Regions from separate parts of the Homo sapiens genome. Here region 1 is linked to region 2. The links are chromatin loops, found by intact Hi-C in ENCODE. Cell type or tissue: heart right ventricle. All regions are shown on one strand. Each heading gives the region's core, and the rest is flanking DNA. Links, peaks and the distances in the headings are about the cores only.

Region 1 (10,342 bases), core at 707-8,706, 1.0 Mb before region 2:
GAGACTTGTGGGATCTGTTCTTAGCCACTTCCTTTGTGAGTTCTGCACACCCCAATCTGCCCGACACTCACTTTGGCATTTACTTTTATCAAATTTAAACTGAGTGGAGAAGAGTTTATTATCTCGTTCAATATCCTTTACCAAAATTATTTGGTGATGAAACAGATGAAGAGAGGGGAAAACCAATCTTTTCCAAGAGATCTTTGCAGGCAAACACCCAAATTTCTGAGGCCTCAGAGTCCCTTCCACATGGAGCATCTAGAACATTCTACACTAATCACTGGCCACGTTATGACAGAGCCAGACACAAGAGCAGCCCTTGCTGGTCCAGAGTTAACTCAAACACCCTATGAGTGCCTCAGCCACATGAAACTTTATTGACAAGTGACACCCGGTCTGTTTCAGGGACTTTGGGGGAAAAACAGTCTCTGGGGCCCCTTCTCCATCTTTTGAAGATGTAGACGCTCAGGCAGGCAGATGGGGTTGGCAGCTTGCTCTCTTGATGCAACTCCAGGTCAGTGTTGGGACTGCAGCTGCCCCAGCAGGTCATCTGCTCTCTGAATATTATGTGTTAAGAAATCATAGTTGGGCAATGTGTTCCCAGAATCACTGTATTCTCCAAGTATAGCTTACATATGTCATTGCTTGTATTTTATGTTCCTTTGACCTGGCTGTTACTTTCCAGTTGTTTCAAAAGCTTAAGACTGTTTTGTTATAGAGCTGGAACTTTTTAATACATGGCAGCAACATTTCATAAAATTGCAATGTCTAAAATGTCAAGTGTAATTGAAAGAATTTTGTATTTATTTCAGCTGTAAAACTGAAGGGAAACATTTGTATTACTTTTAGTCTTTTGTAATGCTCTGTGTTGATTTGTTTATTTTGCGAAAGGCACTACCCTAGGCTCCAGGTTTTCAAGGCGAGGTAAGAGCCAGCCCCCGCCCCGGGCGAGCATGGGAACTCCCAGATTCCTCGGGGCATCGCCTCTGGGTGGCATGGTGTAGGAACACACTTCCTCCTGCATGAACTGCAGTAAGAATCGCTTCAGACTCAGCCGGCAGGGACGCTGGATGCTTCAGCCATTTCAGACCTTCAATAATGAACTGCTCCAAGCCAGTTGGAAATTTAAGAAACTTGGACTGGAGACCATTTGCAGGATCCAACAGAGAGTGGTGACCTTCACCAGCCCCTTGTGAAACCTGAGATCCCATCTCTTCAGCAGGCAGTGGGGCGGGGACCCAAATGGAACTGAATGGGGGCTTTGCTCTGCAGTGCTGACAGTCTAGAGGAAGGCACAAATACCAACAGAATCTGAGCATTCCCTGAAGCCATTTCAATATGCAGTGCAGGTATAAATGGAGTGTCCATGCACCCACTCCTGACCTGCAGCTGGAAAGAGAGACGCCCGAGGGATAGTGTGGAGGGAGTAGGCGGGTAGCACCTTCTCCTGCTGGGTATGTGGCCTTGGGCAGGTCATCTAACCCAACAGAAGCTCATGTCCTTGTCTGTGACACAGAAATGGTGACAGTATCACACCTACCTCTTGGGCAAGTATTGAGTGCTCTCATATGTAAACGCCCCAAGGCCATGCTGGGGCACGCAGCAGCAGCCACTTATTGAGTCTCCAGCAGTCGGAGGAACAATTTCATGGGATGAAAAAAGCTGATTCCTTTAGTCAGTTTCAATCAAGAAACCTGAGCCTAAGGAAGAAGGAAAGTCCCCCATACCCCCAACCAGGAGCAAATAGTAGCCTGGGGCCCAGTGGTCACAGACAGCAAAGGATGTAGGGGTAGCAGCATCTTTGATGATGGCTGGGCAGTGCTACATGGAGCTGGCTGGTTAGCTTGGTTCCTGAAAATTGGAGCCTATTTATCATCTATCTATCTATCTATCTATCTATCTATCTATCTATCTATCTATCTATCACTAACTAGCTATCTTATCTATGCAGTCCTCCTTTCACTCTCTCTCTTTCTCTATCTTTGCTTCTATCTCCTTCTCTCTTCTCTCCCTCTCCTGCTCTCTTTGATCTCCGTCTTCTCTCCATCTTCTGCTCTCCCTCCTTCTCTTCTTCTGTCTCCATGTCTATCTCAGTCCCTAGATCCCACAGCACATCAGATCTACTCTCTTCTCAATCATTTCAATTCACAGACAGGGAAACAGAGGCCTGGAGACGGGGAAGGGGGCACCAGCAGCTTCCCATTGTCACACTGAGATTGGTATGGCCAGCTCAAAACTCAGACCTCTGTGCTCTGGAACAGCAGTCTCCAAGTGCGGGGTGAAGAAGCTTCAATGGGTATGGGAAGAAAACATTAAAATTTCTATTTATAATTTTTGCAACTCATGGTTTTAGAATTTGTATTTTGTGTATGTTTTATAAAGCATACCATACAAGACATATCTACTAATATCTATCTATCTGTTTATCTGTCTATCTATCATCTATCATCTATCTATCTATCTATCATCTATCTATCATCTAACTATCTATCTATATCTATCTATCATCTATCTATCATCTATCATCTATCATCTATCTATCTATAATCTATCATCTATCTATAATCTATCTATCATCTATCTATCATCTATCTATCTATCATCTATCTATCATCTATCATCTATCATCTATCATCTATCTATCATCTATCTATTGTCTATCATCTATCTATTATCTATCATCTATCTATCATCTATCTATCATCTATCTATCTATCTATCTATCTATCTATCTATCTATCTATCATCTATCTACTTAAAAGCACATCCATATACTCACACCGAGGGTAATATTTTGCTGACGGAAGTGTGATTGAAGTGTTTGGTGACCAGTGTCACCTGTTTATTGTGGGTAGGTGGGTTTGAAATTACTATCAAACCTGTCTCCTGTTGTTTAGTATTGAAACCTGTTTCTCCAGAGTTGGGTGCCTAGAACTGGGGACATACAAGTTGCTGCTGCTGACCATATCTAGAAGGATGGAAGGCAGCTAGACATTCCATAGGCCAACTGGTTTGCATAGAGGAGGTACGACTGCTTCTGAATCTCGTCTCACCTATAAGCATCCCAATACACTTCTATTTCATGTGGTCAAGATCATTCCCCAGCCAAGGAGATGAGGTGCCCCCAGCTGGTTGCTTGTCAGTCACTGAATCCCTTGGGCTCTCTCTGTGTCCCGATTATTGCCGTTGCCTGGCCTGGGTGTTGCCTGGCCTGGATGTTGCCTGCAGGAATAGCCGGAGGAGGCTGCTCACCCATCAGTGCTAGCTCTCCAGCCCAGCTGCCTTCCACTGGTTCCTGGATACAGCATGTCATATCCCCACAGCAGGCAGAACTCAGAGGCCAGGAACAGGTTATTCTCAGGAAGGCACAGCTCAGACTCCATACCTTTCTTCTGGCTGGGCCCAGAGGCACTTCTCACGCATTCCTTGGCTCCAGTAAGGGTCCTGAGGACACAGCAGTTAGACTCAAAGCTCATCTTGAGTCTAGGTTTCCACATCTGACTCAAAGCTCTTTAAAGTGGCTTATGCAATTTTCCAGCTGAAAACTCGGGCCACCTCAGACTCCACCAGCAACAGAAGTTGAGAAGGCTAACTAAGGACCTTGAGGTGCTCAGTGCTTTGCATTCCCACTGCCAGTGACAGTCACCAGTGTTTCTCCCTTACATTCAGTCCTCACGTTCATGTCCCCAGCCCAGTGCCAGCCCAGCAAGTGAGCCAGTGTTTTCGCACACATGGAGATGCCTCATAGCCAGGGTGGCCTTATGACTGATCTTCTGAACTGGGACATTTGGGAGCACTAAACTGATTAAAGCAGGTGAATAAGCATAAACTATAGATGTGCCAGAGTCCCCTACTTAGAGGAGACTGTATGGGCCACCAAGGCAAACCACTCACTTGTGCTGGGAGTAACTTGGGCCCATTTGCAGATGGTTCTGTTTGCAAATGGCCTGTCTGGCTCTGTTCAAAATTCGAGTCCTTACCACACTGTGAAAGAGATCTGTTAGCCAAGCAAAATTATTGCTCCTTAAGGAAAGCTAAAATGTCAAAGTAGTGGACTCTTTACAAAGTCAAGCTGATATGGTTTGTTTGTGTCCTCATCCAAATCTCATCTTGAACTGTAGCTCCCAGAATTCCCTCGTGTTAGGGGAGAGACCCAGTGAGAGATAATCAAATAATGGGGGTGGTTTCCCCCATACTGTTCTCATGGTAGTGAATCAGTCTCACTAGATCTGATGGTTTTATAAGGGGTTTCCCCTTTTGCTTAGTTCTCATTCTCTCTTGCCTGCCACCATGTAAGACGTGCCTTTTGCCTTTCACCATGATTGTGAGGTCTCCCCAGCCATGTGGAACTGTGAGTCCATTAAACCTCTTTCCCTTTATAAATTCCCCAGTCTGGGATATGTCTTTATTAGTAGCATGAGAAGGGGCTAATATGCAAGGCATTTGGGTTCAGAGATTTTCTTTTATGCTTTAGTAAAAGGACAACACTTCTCAGGGAAATCTCACCTCACTGCAGTAATTTCAGTCCCCTGCAGTCAAAGCCAGCATTCTGGTGGCCGTTTCTGAGTTTTGCTCAGGTACCTCTGTAGCCACAGATGTGGCCTAACACAAGCAACCCTGGGTGCCCACACCAGGCTGCATCACACGGTCTATATTTTCTTTCTTTCTTTCTTTCTTTTTTTGAGACAGAGTCTCACTCTGTTACCCAGGCTGGAGTGAGCCTGTCTAATTTTTTGTATTTTTTTTAGTAGAGACGGTGTTTCACCATGTTAGCTAGGATGGTCTCGATCTCCTGACCTTGTGATCGGCCCGCCTCAGCCTCCCAAAGGGCTGGGATTTCAGGCGTGAGCCACCGTGCCTGGCCCACACGGTCTATATTTTCTAAGCCATGGAGCCCAGGCTCCATGAGATCACACTCCCGTGTTGATTTTAAGTGGGCATTTGAAATGCTTCTGCTGAGCTTCTGACTCGTGCTTTATCTCCAGCCCCCGCTCTGTGCTGCTGCGGGGTAGGTCTGGCCTGCGGCCTGTGGACTTCATTTAGCAGCCTCGGTCCTGCTGTCCAGGGGATCGTTGGCCCTGGGTCCTGACGCGGAGTTTAATACGTTCATAAACATGTTTTCAGTGATCCCTGCTCCCTGATATCTGGCATATTAACAAGTAAGTGCTGCTAGGGGAATAGAAACCAGAATTAAACCATCAGAGTCATATTTGGGGGGAAATCCTTTCCCTCTTCTGATTGCAGGCTAGGTTTTTTTAAATTTTATTTTATTTTAATAAAAAACAGAAGTGATGAATAGCTCCACCTTCTCCGGCACTAAGAAGGGGGTGCTTCAGATGCATGGAGTTCTCCTCCAGAGTTAAAATGTTGACAATCTGGGAAGCTTTTGTTTGTTTGTTTTAATTCCGGAAGCCAGTTTCAGATGATGAGGAAGAAAGGAAATGTGATACGGCTGAAAGACAAAAAGAACATATATACCAGACACAGATTTTAAAAAACAAAGCCCATCATTATACCATGTAGGAAGGTGAGATTTTTTTTTTTTCCAGAGAAGAACGTGTAAGTGGTCTGCCCTTGTCTGAAAACCTGGACAAGTGACACAGACTTTCCACCCATGGTGTTTTTAATTCCTCTGTCCATGTCACATTATAGGAAAATCACCTGGGTCTTAGAGAGGCAGTATCTATTAATTCAATTGCACTCATTGCGAAATACACATGAGGTATTTCAATCTGGCAAGGTATACACCATCCACCTTGAACAAAGGCCAATTTTTCGGTAACCAGAGCCACCAGAGGCCAGACTTCGTCAGAGCTTGAGGTTTAAACCCCTGTTTATTTGGGTATGGCACCAAACGAAGCATTTTCTTTATGTTCCAGCAGTTTCTGGAAAACCAGCTGTTCTAAATTTGGTTTAAAACATTTGTTAAAGTCACCAATAAATGAAAAGGAGAGGGAATCGAGCTGGCTTTGCAATAGGAAAAAGCTCTCACGTTTCCTTAAACAAGACGGGTTTTCCTTCTAGACTGGTTTTGTAGTTGGGCTTGTCTTTAGGGGATTGTTTCTGTCCAGGATTGAAGGGTTTTTCCGCTTCCATCCTCCACGCTCCAGCCCGGCCCAGCTGCCCCGAGGTTAGAGAGCTGAGGACCGCCTACGGCAGGCCAAGGGGGCGGGATCAGCCCAGCCCTCGGAGGCAAACTCAGCCCAGGGAGCGCGGAGCCCCCAGGCCAGCTGGGGGGCACATATGGCAGTGTCACCGGCTCCTCACCTGTGTCCACAGGTATCCAGGCTCCGGAGCTTTCTCACGGTGAAGGTGATTGAGTGAGCCGCCGAGCGGTGGGGACAGAAATCTTTGAGTGAGGAGCACTGTTCCAACATGGTATTGAAATCATTCGTCTGGAGTAAAACGCTGGCCTCTTTCTGGGCACGGCAGGGCCTAGAGCGACAGGACCTGCACTCTCTGAGACCGCCCTTGGTTCTCAGAAAGTGCGGGGCCGGGGGCCCCATCACCGGGAGGGGTGCTGCCCTGAAATGCTCTTTGCAGAAAGTTTCAGCCGTAACAAATGAGCACGCACCGCGCACCAGATCGCGGACTCCGGGATGGTGCCTGGAGGTGAGCAGATCTTCCTTCGCCGCACAAGCTGGAACAGACACACGGCACCTCCGAGGACATGCATGAACTGAGCGAAACGTCATCGTGGGATGGCAGCGTCTTGCTCCTGCACGCGGCACACACACCGCAAGGACTGAGGACTTTCTTTGAAACACCGCTTTTGAGTTCTGAACCACTGTGTTGAACAGAACGCCCACTTCCCGCCTCCCCTTCCCCCAGTCTCTGGCCCATGCTGGCCGCATCTCACACAGATGCCCTTCCCTCTTCCACCATCTGCGAGGCCCTCCGCCTTCAGTCTGTCTCACGTCCCAGGTGGGTCTGCTCTTGTCCCCTTGAACCCCAATACCCTGTTCCTACAGTGGACACCTCATTAACTCTTCCAGGTACAAATCTCTCCTCTCTGCTAGAGAGCAAGACCGTGTGGGTCCCACGGCCACCAGGACAGAAGTTATCCCTACAGAAGATTCAATGAGAGGATGTGGATTCCTTGCCACTACTAGAAAATATAGTGCCAAGTCCCACATCAGAAGTCTCGTGGGTGAAAACGCTTTTTCACAAGGAATTACAATATGTCACAGTGAAAAAACGTTTTCCAAGATTCAGCTAGGTGAGCAAAGTGAAGGCTGAATGCAAACCAGAACCATATTGTAGCCCTCCTGACATTTCCAAAATAGTGACCAATAAAAGTTGCTATTTATGCGTGCCCTACTGGTGACACTATTAAATCTTTTGGCTGCACTGTTCGGGGAAGGTTACAGGCTGAAAGCAGTGTGAATTGGAACCGTGTCTAAATTGGAATTTTTATCTGGCACCATTTGGCTTAAACTTGGATTGCTAACCTTCAGGATTTACTCATACTGGAATTATTCAACAGGGGGCTCACTGCTGTGTGGCATTTTTTTAAAAGTGTGTATGAAAAGAGAAAAACTTGGGCATGCTGCCGACACATACATTAGGTTTGGAAAGGGCTGTTCTCCCAACGTGGGGGATAAAAAGGAGACCTAATTTATTAGCATTTCAAAAATTGTTGCCGCCGCAGAACGGGTAAACAAGGCAATTGTGATTAATCTGAACTGAAAAGCCACATTTTGTTTATTAGATCTCTAAACCATCCAAGCTACATTTTTTGTAATAGTTCAGATTTTTTTCTCCCCCACTACCCTTCAGAAGTGACAGAGAAAAATCTCTTTCTTGGCTGAAGTAATCTCAAATAAATTAATATCATTTTTCATATAAATTTGTTTGGGGAAACTTGAAACTGTAGCATAACCTATTGATTTCATTATTTGAATTAAGTTCAAGAAATCCTACAGCTGTTTGCTGTCAAAATTTAAACCTACTGTCCATTTTCAGCTAGACACTTAATATACATTTCATCTGGTGGCCCAATAATGTTTTAATATAAAAGTACATGCTCATGAAACATATGCTCAGGGCTCCTCTGAAGCTTAATAGCAACAGAAGGGGTAACAATTAGCAGTTTTGTTTTCCTGGGTATACGTGGTCCAAGTTGAAAGTTTTTCCTGGGCTGCTTCCAGAAAATTTTGTTCCTCATTTCTTGACCTTTTTGGAGTTTGGAATCAATGAACCACATTGCCTTCCATGAGAGTGTCAAGCGTAGAATAAAAAATTGCATCACATCATTTTTCATCATGGCCAGATGAGGTCTGAGTGGAGGAACAAGGAACAGGAAAGAGTGAACATCTGAAAAATTGGCTCTGCAAGCTGGAATGTGATTCTGCTCTAAGGGGCCACTTTTTTTTCCCTTTCTTTCCAGAACGGGCAGGTTGTAGACAGATCTGGGTCTTAGCCTGCCACCCCAAGGGCCCCAGTGTCAAGAAATAGTGATAGAACACTGTTCATTTATGCAACATATGTAACACATATAGCAAATTATTAATAGCTCAATATGCCAATCTGCCACTGTGCATTTTTGACATAGTAGGGGCCAGAAGCACGGAAGTTTTGCAGCTCAGAAATGAAAATGGTGCTCCCGATGAAAATTAAACGCAGGTGCTTTGAGTTTGTGTATTTGAAAGCAAACATCACTAGCTTTTTTGGGGGGAGGGGGTCAAAAAGTTGCAATGCTTCCAGCTCAACTGAAAGGTTAATAGAGCTAATCTCTTGTGGATATTGGCATCGGTATTATTTATGTCATATTGTGTCACTTAATGCTAATTTCTGTGATGCTAACAGTTCTGTGAAGAGGCAATGATGCCTCTTACGGCGACGAGGGATGCTGCTGAGGAACAGAGAGTGGAAGCCACATTGCTTACAAAAGAAACAAAACCGAAGCCAAGGCATGGATCAGAGTCCCCAGCAAGCAGGAGCTGCTGTGTAGTCACCACATGCCACTCCCCTCATTATTAGCCACCACTTGGATTCACGGAGACAACTTCCCTCTCTCCATTGCAAACTTTCATCTTGTTTTTTCTTTTCTTTTTATTTAAATCAATAACAAAATCTTCTGTTCATTGCTTACCAATGAACACACAAAAAGCTTCCCTTTGTCTAGACTATCGCCTGTCTGAATTTCTGAACCGTCAGCCTCCTGTGTCCCTGCAGGGCTCCAGTTCCAGCCTCTGTTTCAGAGCCACTTTGCTCAGTGTCTGCAGGCTGGAAGGGCGTGTTTGAACTCTCTGCCAGGATAGGTTAGCTACTTCCCCTTGACTTTATTTTATTTATTTTTAAAACTACTTTATTAAAATATGATTGTCATATAAAAAGTTGTAGATATTTAATGTATAAAATGTGATGTGTTTGGGATAAGTGCACGGCTATGAAACCCTCAACACAATCAAGGCCATAACCTACCTTTCACCACTGGAGGAAGTTTCTTCCTGCTTCCTTTATTTTTATGTTTTAATTCTTTGATTTTTAAAAAATTTTGTGGTAAGGGCACTGAGTACAAGGTCTACCACCTTAGCAAAATTTTAAGTGTACCTACAGACCCTGTGTTGTATAGGAGATCTTAGGACTTTTTCATCCTGCATAACTAAACTTGGAGCCCTTGAACCAACATCTCCCCATTTTCCCCTCCCCCAACATCTGGTAAACACTATTCTACTCTCTGATTCAATGAGCTTGACTATTTTGGATACTACGTAAAAGTGAGATCTGCAGTATTTGTTCTTCCGTGCCTGGCCTGTGTCACCCGGCACAATGTCCCCCAGGTCTGCCCATGTTCCTGCAAAGGCAGCGTCCCCTTCTTTTTTAAGGCTGAATCATAGTCCACTGAATGGATGAATCACATTTGATTTCTCCATTCACTCATCCACAGACCCTAGTTGTTCCTGTATCTTGGCTACTGCGATTGATGCTGAAATGAACATGGGGGTACAGAAATCTCTCTGAGATTTAAGTTCTTTACCTTAAGGGAACTACTCCAAGGAGCTTGGGGCTGGGGAGATGAGAATGTGTGTGTGGGGGGCAGGGATTGGGGCATCACAAGTTCGCACACTTGATCCTTACTCAATTCCCAAGTCCTGCTCTCTGCTGGGCCTGTGCTAGGAGCCAGAACTTCAGGGATGAACCCAGCACCTGCCTGCAAACCACAGTTCTGCAAGGCAGGCAGTGGAGCGATGGGACAGAGGAGGGAGGCATGCTTCCCGCTCGCAATGAGGGCGTTTCATGAAAACGATTCCTGCGCCTTCTTCTTGTCCCTTGCCATAGCTGCTTAGTGCTCCCAACTGCCTGTAGGGCCAGTGGGGTTTGTCGCTCAGGGGTAGAA
Region 2 (10,342 bases), core at 1,537-9,536:
AATGTCCCAGAGCACAACTGTGTGTGCTGACAAAAAGTCAATCCCATGAATAATTCAGTGAGCAGGACTGCCAGCAAAGGTCGGCTCTCTTTGACCTTTGTGACAGGAAGTGAAAGGAAACACTGTTGACTAAAAAAAAAAAAAAAGAAGAAGAAGAAGAAAGAAAGAAAAGAAAGAAGAAAGACAGAAAAAAAAATCTCCAATCGTTGGGCTACCGTTCCACAGTCACTTTAAAGGTGTAAACTTAAAACGCACATATGAATCAAAGTATGGCTGTGCAGGGTAGGGGGGGCGCAGAGCTGAAATGGGGGTAGTCAGGTCATCTGACTAAAGACAATGTGAAATCACAGACAATGGAAGGTTAAGCAAATAATATTTCCCTATGACACAACGTCAATTACGCATAAAAATCTGAGGTCAGCTGAAAAGTATTTTCAGAGCCCACAGGATTGAAATTTTATAACAGCTGTTAAATATGACAAAACTTCATCCTCCCCCCTCTTCAACCCCCACCAAAACTAAAGCAATTCCAAACTCTGTATGAAAGAAAATGGGATAAACAGATGTCTGGCTTCCAGACAGGAAAGTAGGACAGACTTGGAATGATAAGTCTCCCAACTCTATAGACTAATGCCAGATTGATTGGGGAGGGGGCACCGCCTGCCGCAGAGATGCCAGCGAGTGGGACGCCGGAGACGGTGCCATCTGGAACCGCCCCGCCGAGCCCGCTCCCAGCGCTGCATGGAGCCCCTGCGTGTGCCCGGCCTGCCTGGGCAGCCACAGCCCCTGCTCCCACCACCCCTACAGTTGGCCTCCCCACTTTGCAACAGTTGGACCTTGCACCTTCCATCCACCCAGCCCAAGCAAGGAGGGGGAGAAAAGGAGTATACACCTTCCTGGGCATTTCCAGAGCTCCTTGGGAAACAGACCGGGATGGCACGAGCAAGTGATGGGAGCCAGAGTGTGGTGTTGGCTTAGCAGCTACACCGACATCCTGGAATCATTTGCAGCCCTTGGAATGCACGGGTGAAACAGGAGAGATTTATCTGTTCATAGTTGGGATATGTGGACAATGGGTGTTCCTAATGAAGACCATCTGCTTTTGTGTTTTCCCAGAAAACATTATTCCACGAGGAAAATGATACTCCCATCCTTTTCAGCAATACCATTAAAAATCATTTGTGTGTGTATGTACAGAAGGTGTACATGTGTGTTTGTGTGTGTGCACTCTTCCTTTACTTGCATTTGGTTCTCTGCAGGTCACACAATCTACCATAGATACTTTTTTCCTGTAGTATCTCTTTATTGACCATGCTTTTTACTTTACAATGTTATGTTTCTTCTTTGCTCCGTAAGTTGTTATATTATTTTAAATATACTGCATATAGTTATAACCATGGTGCTATTAAAAACTTGTTCCTCTAGCAATGTTTTATGAGAAAGAAAACAGTTAACATAAGTGAAACCTTTGCAGTGCATGAAATGGTTTTGTAATGGGAAACAGCCTCACTTCCCCCCCCCCTTTTTTTTTCTCTGAAGGGTCTTCATGCCATTCATAAGTATTTAATGCTTCTGAAAGATAACTGAACTAAATTGTGTAATTAATTGATTTAAGGCATCAGAGTCTATAGAATGTGATTACCCTGCCAGAGCGAGGAGCTTACTTCTCTGTTCTCATAACACAGAAAGGCAGTCTCAACGTGCCGGGAGAGGCTCGGTGTGGGTTGGAACAAATGTGGGCCCATTGATCTCAATTCAGGTTGGAATTATTGGTTTATATCCTCAGGACAAATATGCCTTATCTGGTCAGAACCTGCTAAATGTATCCAAAGGCCACAAGGAGCCGGCAAAGCACGTTGTATATAATTCTTTTTTAAGCCAACTAACCAAATGAGACACTGCTGATGGGGACCTGGAAACTGACTCCCCAGTCTGGTGGGACATTTTATTCTGCAATACTCAAGAGAAAAGACAGGCTAGAAACTCAACATAAGCAACTAATTTTCAGAGGCAACATACACCCCACAGAAATGATTATCATTATGAAACTGAAACGCATCTCAGTTGCAAAAGACGGTGTCAGTCTAAAGAGATTGCCCTCCTATAGGTATTCCTCTTTCTCTGATTAATCTAACTTGCCCTAGTGAACACTAAATTCTTCATTTTTTTCACGTAGAAATATGCCGTAAGCTGGAGACAGTGCCAATACTGCAATCATTTCACAGGGATTTACAACAGACAACACAATGCTAATAGTACTTTGCCATTCTAAGTGACAGCTTTCTTAAGAATGCTAAAAATGTACATTGTATTTGTCATTTCATAAAACTACCCTCACCTTAAAATCCCTAAAATAGACGGTGATTAAAATTTCTATAAAATTGTCATATCTTTGAATTTAGGAGCAGAGCAGATTTTTCATCAATAATTAAGACCTCCAAAGCATTTATGCCAGGCGTAAATGGAGCTTCAATCCTCCTTATTCAAATAAACATGGTAAACCCATTAACCAAATGTTTTTACGTTTTTCCCCTCCTCTCATGCTTCTAGAATATCAAATAATCACACACTTCTCTTAGGTTATAAAAATATGAGTAATCTTAGCACATATTTTAATTAACCAAATATAAGACAACATTCAGACGAGAATTAAGGAATATATTTCTGCATATCTGGGGAAAATATTTCCCACCATATGATGAACACTGAGTATTAAAAGTTATTCAGCATCAATAGTCAATAAAGGATTGAATGTTGCACAAATCCAAAGTGATTTTGAAGGGAAAACACAGCATCCAAAATGTGAGCCAAATCAACATGGCTACTTCATCATTGTGGCATGCTAGAAGTCTCACACTTTATAAACAAGTCCTCTTTTAAAATTTAAAGTATCACACAAAAGATGAAACACTTTCGCAATCCTTCATTTAAAGCCAACATGCACTGCCTTTTCAAGCAACTTAGACAAGACTCCAATAGTTCAAACACTTCTAGCCAATCAAGAAAATAAAATAAATTCAGTTACAAGACAATAATCTAAGGCTATATGATTTCCATGGCCACAACACTAAAGACAGATATAATTATATTGATTTTCATAGTTCGAGTTCTATAAAGTGTTGAACTTGTTCTCAATTGCCTGAGTGACAGCCACAACTGGTCAACCCTATTTGATTACTAATAAGAGAGCTGTCCCTTCTGTCAGATACCGAACATTCTCCACTAAGCAAACAGCTATTCCAGCTAGTTAAACATTAGCATTGCTCTCCACTGGTGGCGCATATTTCTTTAGGCTTAACTCATGGAGTTTTCCGGGTTTAATTTTTCAGACACTGGACAGCAAAGTTCATGATCAAAAGATAACTTTGTAATGAAAGCTGCGGAAATTCAACCCCTCTTCAAAACCGTCTAAACCTCTGCTTCGCAAAACTGGTGTCATATGTACACGTCTAACATTTATTCAATTTGGGTACCAATTTCAAAATCTGCAGTCAATCACACGCTGGGCCTTTTGCTGCTACCCATTGTTGGAAAGAAAGAAATCCTCCTCTCCTGCACGGCACCGAAACCCAGCGAGTTGGGAGAGGGCTGGGCGAGGAGGGTGGTGGTGTTTTTGTTGCTTCAACTAAAGCTATGCCAAATGCACATTAGCACCATTAGGGCTACTGATTGGTATCTTAAAAGGATGCAGCATTGCCCAAGGAATATGAGAAACAGCAAGATGAAGAGCAGCAAATGTAAAGAATGCATACAGCTAATCGAGTTATGAAAATTAATGTTGGAACATGTAACCAGCATGTGTAATTAGTTTCAATTATAACAAGTTTGGTTTGTTAGTTACATATTTGCTACTTGACATAAAACGACAGCTACAATTGGAAAAAAATTAGGACACATTTTGCAACTAATTGAGAGCAGATTAAATTCATTCTAACGCTGGGCAACAATTACAACAGTAACATCACCCAAGTCTCAACTTCAACTATCATCAGAGATAAAAATAATGTAAAAATGAAATACTTGTTAACAAATTAGCAAAAAGCATTTTATGACACATCTCTAGGTTTAAAGCCAGAAACTCTCTAGGCATAAAGTGCTCCTCACAGCGAGAGCAGTGGCAGATGAAACTGCTTCCCTTGACAACTCACAAGCAATTACTGAATCCCCACAGAGCGAGCCACCAGGTTTCCAAGTCAACCCACCTGTGCATGATAACACACGCGGACAACAAATGGTGCAATGCACAAGATGGGCTCGACACCAGCCTCAAAAATATGGAGCAACTGGAAACCAAGCAAGGCAAAACGTTTTGTTGCTGCTGCGGTTTTGTTTTGAAAAATAAAGAAGTCATCCTTACCTGTCAATGATTACAGGGTCTGAGGGCGTTTCGTTTCTATTGCCACAACTTTTCTTGTCACAGCACCGGCTGTGGAGCAATTGTAAACAGTGGTTTTAATATGCATTTCCCCCTTTTATGCCCGACTTGTATTTTTTTTTTTTTCTGACGTCTGACAATGAAGCGGTAGGAGTCAACTACCAAGGCAGTTTGGAGAATTTAAACCCAGTGAGTTCACGTGTTCTGCGGCTAAACTTACGATGTAACTTTCTACCGGAAGGAGCAAAGTTGAACCTATCTGTTAATACCAGGAGGGTAACCAGAGTACTATATAGATTGTGATGCTAAAATATGGAAAACATGTTGTCGGTGTTTGTCTTTGCAATGAACTGAGGAGAAGGGAAGGCAGGAGGCTTGGGAATAACTTTTCACAGCTTCGGCTTTTGTTTACCTCTAATTGTCAAGCTGTTATTTCTGGAAAAGATGCAAGATGCCACCTTCAACCAATATTTCTTTGGGGCATTTATTAATTATAACCACAAAAGCATGCATCCATCTATCACAAACTTCTATTGTTCCTTCTTTAAGCCTACCTTAACTCTGTTATTGAAACTTTAATTAAAGCAGAAATGAAACAAAAATGTTATGCTTCTTGCATTTTAAAAAAGCATACTTGTATAATGGTTACATGTCTAAATTAGCTAAATTAACACCATATGGTAGGCAAAGTATATAAAGCCTTTTAAAGCTGACAGCTAAAGTGATTAAAGAAAGTCTACAGTCTTCCACTTAGAGCTTAAATCACATCTGTGCGCTTTCTATGTTAATTGCAGTACATGCAGAAGTGGATAATAAAGAAATTCCACTTTATTGGTTGTAATTTATATTTATTACCTGATATGAGAAAAAGTCAGCTTTTGTATATTAGTGCTGTAACAATATGTCTGCTCAGAAATGGCATTTAGGCAACCGGCATCATAGCCAGGCGGAGTATGCCCCTCAGAGTATGCGGCCTGCTACTGTAGCCTGGAAGCCTGCAACGCTTTCCTTGCTATTCCTTGCAACTATATTTCACATGCCACACATACAAAGTCAATGATGCATTTTTATTTGCCATGTAGGGGTGAAACTCTTGTGGTAGTTAGAAAAAACAGGTGGGAAATTGCTCTTCTGACAGAGATCTCAAGTAACGGGCACGCTATCTAACAACGACACGAACGCTGCATCGCTGCTCTAGGGAAGAGGTTAACTGACAGAATCACAATCCAATTCTCACATACACGCGCGCTATAGTAAGTACAAAAGAGTTTCCTTTTTATCAATAACAGACAATTGTATATCTCAGGATGCGAGCGCCTGAGAAGGAAGTAGTAAAATGATTCCGAGTGATCCCTGACTCCTCCGGCACCGCGGACGGATGCATCACCCAGACCTGTTTTCATTTTTGACTACACTGCAACGACACGGCCCACATATTAATCCGCTCTGCTGAGCAGCGGGTCGCGTTGATCGTCAGCGCTGGGGGGAAGGAGCGCGGGCTCCTCCGCGGCCCGGCGCGCGGCCTCGGGCCGATTACATTTCAATCGATGCCCTTCCCGGAGCTGGGCGGGGTGGCGGCGCCTGGACGCGGCGTCCTTTGTAGACGCAGCTGGCGCCGAGGCAGCCCGCGCCCCCGCCGCCCGCCGCCCGCCGCTCACCTGCACATGATCTCGTGGGTCAGCAGCACACGGCACATCTCCGGGTTCTTGTCCTGGCCCTCGTAGACGATGGCCTGCGCGAGGGACAAGCAGAGGCTGGGGTTACGCGGCGCCCGCGGCTTTGGCGCCAAATCGCCCCGGGCGCTGCAGGCCTGGCTGGCAGCAGGTGCACCACGCTCGAGGGGAGGCGATGCGCCCCCCTCCCTCGGCCACCCTCCCGATGGGGTCACCCTCGGAGCTGGGCTAGGCCGCGATGGCTTCTCCCTCCCCTGCCTCCCAGCCTCCTCCCCCGGGCGCCCGCCAGGCCTGCGAGGGGCCTTCGGCTGCAGGGAAGGCGCCGACTGGGCTCGGGCCGCGGGGAGGGCAGGGCGAGGGAGGCCGGGGCCGGGGCGCAAGGAGCGAGAGCCCGCTGGCACCGACCCCGGAACCCGGGGCTCCCGGGCCCCTTCGGCATTCCGCGCCGCCGCCAGGCCGCGTCCTCAGGCCATTGTCTACAACGAGTTCCAATCTGCATGTTGGGAGAGGCCGATCAGAACGCCCCGAGGCTAAAGAAGCAGGGAAGGATGGTCGCGGCGCAGGAGCAGTTTGCCAAGGGCCGAGGGCCGCGCCCGCCCTGCCCTGCGCGCTCCCCCGGCTCTAGCAAGTCTGGCGCCCCGCGGCTTCCCGCGGCTTCCCGCGTTCCAAACCCAGGCGCCCGCGGGGAGCAGGCCGCCCTGGACCGGCCGCCGTCCCGAGCTCCCGGGGCCTCCCTGAGTGGTGGGCAGCGACCTGGCCTCTGCACGCTGCGGGCGGCCTGGGAGCCCAGGCGGGAGGCCCAGGAGCAGCAACCGCACGTGGGCCGCGGCGTCGCCAGCGCCCCGCAGGAGTGCCGGGGCCCCAGGGCGCCCGAGCCCGCGCGGCCACGTGCTCCTCGCCGGATGATATTTGGAAAGAAAGTGCTAATGGCCAATCTGGTGTTTATTTTGAAACTGCTAACAGTGATTTTTCTCGGGTAAAAAGGCAGTCTCTGCGCGCACGCTCGGGTGGGTTTTGAGCAGAGGCTCCGCCAGATGGTGCGAAGCCCTAGGTGCGCTCACGGCCGCGCTCAGCCCGGCTCCGCCGCTGGGAACCCGAGCTGGGGATCGGGAGCCGCCCGCCCGGGCTGGGCCTCCACCACTGGCCTCGCGAAAAAACAGAAAAGAAAAAAAAAAAAAGTCTACTGGGGGAGGGGCGGGAGGCTGGGGCCGGGAGCTCCAAGTTCCCTGCATAAAATTCCACGGAAGGGGGAGGGATGTCCTCTTCTCCGGTTCCCGCCCCCACCCCTGAAAATTATCTGGAAATTCCTTCCAACCTCCCCGGGCACTTCTGACACTTTCCTCTACTTCCAGGCGGACAAAGCCCTTTCTGGTGAAAGCCCGGGGCTGCCCTCCTGGGAAGAGGGAAGGTTCCCCGCGAACCCCGCTCACCCAGCCTCCTGCCTGGACCCGGCTCAGAACCACAGAAGTGATGGGTGTCACCGCAGGCCAACGAGTCGCCTGGCGCTGCAGGGCGCGTGGCCGCGGCGGGCACCAGCGCTTCTGAGAGAGTGGCTTGTCCTCCGATGGATCGCCGTATTTATATTTGATTTATTTTTTATTTTGTAGCACAAACAGAAATCCATAAACTGTCGGTTCAGCGCCATTGACTCTTTGATCAGTTACTGGGCTATTTCTTTCCTTTTTTTTTTTTTTTTTTTGCCCCTCCATGCCCGTCAGTGAGAGGAGATTAAATGCCTTTATTTTCAGCCCTGTTTATACTGCAAAGGTACAAGGCTAAATGAACAATAAAAGTGTACTTAAAACGAAGCCTCCTCCTCCTCTGTGCAACAACAGAGAAACTTAGGGCTGCCTACATAAACCTCTTAATTAGACTATAGCGATTTCCGAAAACATTTAGCCATTATATACAAAGGAAATAAAATCACCCTGTCAACCAGCAGCCGGAGTTCCAGAGGCTTCTCTGAATCGAGTGAAATAATTACAGAAGGGCACACCGCCTCTGTCTTTGTCAGAAAGACCTTAGTTTACCTGTCAGATCTGTTTTACTCTAAGAGAAAAGCACACTGGTTTACCACTGCAGGCATTAAAATCTAACACCCTTGCTACCTAGGTAAGGACAAACTTTTTAAAGGGGAAATAAAATGTGCAAACTAATTGCATGCAGAGAGTGGGAGGCATATGTGCTGGGCTGCAGGAAGCCCCAACGAGCTCTCCTTTACTTGGCTCACAATTCTTAAAGTTAGCATCAAAACCGAAGAAGCCACTTTCATTTCTAAGTGTGAAGTCCAGCTTGGAAGTATATTTTAAAACAATCTGTGCCGAGTGGATTTAATCTACAAACTGGACCTGCCCCCCTCCCCACCACAACACTCTATTTTAAGAAAATGGGGGCGGGGGGAAATCTTTAAAACAACCAAATCAACAACAACACACCACCCAGCACAAAACCAGCAGCCAGAGACTGCACAATGTCAAAAAGCAGTGACGCACTTTTCTCCACTTAATCACATTACTGATAGCCAATAGTTATCATCGGAAAAGTTGACCAAGACAGGTTAAATAATTTAATAAGGAACTGCTTGTAATTATGTTATTTACAAGGTATGACAGAGGGTGGGAGAGGGGGCAGAGCAGTGGACGGGTTGGAGTGACCCCTGGAGCTTGGAGTTTGAATTATGGAGCTGGGGGGCTGCGAGGTGAAGATGGACTAGAGGAGAACAAGGTGACTTTTCACCCCAACACATTTAACTTTTAAATCCAAATAAACGTCTCGTGTTACTAGACCATCACACTGGAAAGGAGAAAAAAAATGAACTAATCAAGTCCAACTCGATGGGCTTAGGAGTTAGCTGCCTTTGTTATAGGAAAAAAAATCCAAATGAACTGATTCCTAGCAGAGAGAGAAGCATTTAAAAATAAACAAGAGGGGGGACATCTTGAAATTTTTGTCAAATATTAATTACCATAATTAATTAAGACAGAATATGATTCCAATCACAAGACATTTAATAAAGCATATATGTCCTGTTCTAATGACAACATAAACTATTTTACCAATCGCTTCATTCATTCCAATAAATATGGAATTCTCATTAGCATGTCAAGGAAACTCAATGGAAAACAAATACACGAGATCCATTTGTCAGTGCCCTTGCCTCTGAAGCCCAGGACAACCCAGGCCCAGCAGTGAAAACTCGTGCAGAGGCATAAACTTTCTCACCTGTTTGGTCATTGAATCTATGAGGCGAACATACAGATCTTGCTCTGTTCTGACTCCTGCAAAAAAACAGAGACAAATTCTCATCAGGATTTGAGTGCTGCACCTCGGGGAGGGCACACGGAGCACAGGAAGTCTGTAACTCAGGACTGCTGCCACGGTGATGCAGCAGAACTTAGGCAATCCCTTTGAAAGGGAGAAAGAGAACCCCACCACTTCTCGCTTAATTTTTTTTTTCTTTTCTTAACTAAGAACCTTAAGGCTCTTAGGGCTTGCATTTCAAGGTGCAAGGAACTTGCCTGGTGGAGAGCAGGCCTGGTAGCTGTGTGCGGTGGGCCCATGTGGTCGTTTATTTTTAGAAAAGAAAAAGCACCAAATGGAAACTGAGTGAGAGGCTGAACTCTTTCTAATGTCTCTCGAGGATTTAAAAAAAAAAAACTCGTTCACAGGAAGTAAGTTATGCTCCGTTTATGGAGTTACCCCCATCCTAATAATTAACATTAATTTGCAAAATTGAAAAAAGTCACTTAAAAGTGATGTTCTGCTGGAGCCCGTATCGATCTTTTTCTTACTTTCTACTTCAAGCCCCACCGGTTAATCATGTGAAGTGCCATCGACTTATTGATCGTTTATGTTTTGTTTTCCTTCTATGCCATGAGAAGATTTCGTGTTTACATCCATGTCATTTTAATCTCAAATCTTTATGTCCTTTCACCAGCGCAGAAAAGGAGAGCCAGCCGCTGCAGGGGCGGCGAGCACGCAGCAGGCACTTACCGTTGCTGTACAATAACTGGAGTTTATAGTGGATGCCGTTGTTGGTTTTCTCGTTGTTTGGCTCCTGAAAGTAACGATAAATAATTGCATTTAGTGCGATCGGTGTCAGGCGCGGCCACCACGCTCGGTCCCCCTCCGCGACCGAGGCTCTCGGCCTCACACATGGCAGGATTCCTAGCTCGAAGCAGCGCGGTGATGTCACTTTCCTGCTGGAAGCCCAGCGTTCTCCTCGCCCCGAGTAAGTCCGAGGGCGCAGAGAAGTTGCCCAGCCCTCGGCGGTCCCGGGCGGCCGCACGTGGCG

Evidence for each region. Hi-C counts contacts between places; a loop is a spot of excess contacts. Peaks named below come from ENCODE experiments on the same cell type or tissue, not always from the same donor. Only the 100,000 strongest peaks of a DNase experiment are listed, where the experiment ranks them.
Region 1: it touches region 2 in a loop (2.9-fold over the local background); 1 of 110 quality-filtered maps calls a loop at or near these places.

The regions. Positions count from the first base shown.
Region 1 is chr10:128,921,851-128,932,192 of GRCh38, forward strand. No RefSeq gene overlaps it. Among named protein-coding and RNA genes, the nearest start is that of LINC02667, 14 kb to the left of the region's middle. In heart right ventricle, for the core only: no CTCF peak of the experiment used is centred there; DNase peaks (open chromatin) are centred at 5,011, 6,171 and 6,586; H3K27ac peaks cover 2,501 bases; H3K27me3 peaks cover 313 bases.
Region 2 is chr10:129,952,901-129,963,242 of GRCh38, forward strand. EBF3 (EBF transcription factor 3) reads right to left here. Exons shown (of 17, transcript NM_001375380.1): 3 at 10,042-10,105; 4 at 9,271-9,326; 5 at 6,034-6,107; 6 at 4,358-4,426. Among named protein-coding and RNA genes, the nearest start is that of EBF3, 6.2 kb to the right of the region's middle. RefSeq lists enhancers at 5,338-6,010, 7,355-8,026 and a silencer at 7,449-7,653. In heart right ventricle, for the core only: a CTCF peak has its summit at 5,353; DNase peaks (open chromatin) are centred at 8,729 and 9,321; H3K4me3 peaks cover 8,000 bases; H3K27ac peaks cover 8,000 bases; H3K27me3 peaks cover 7,428 bases.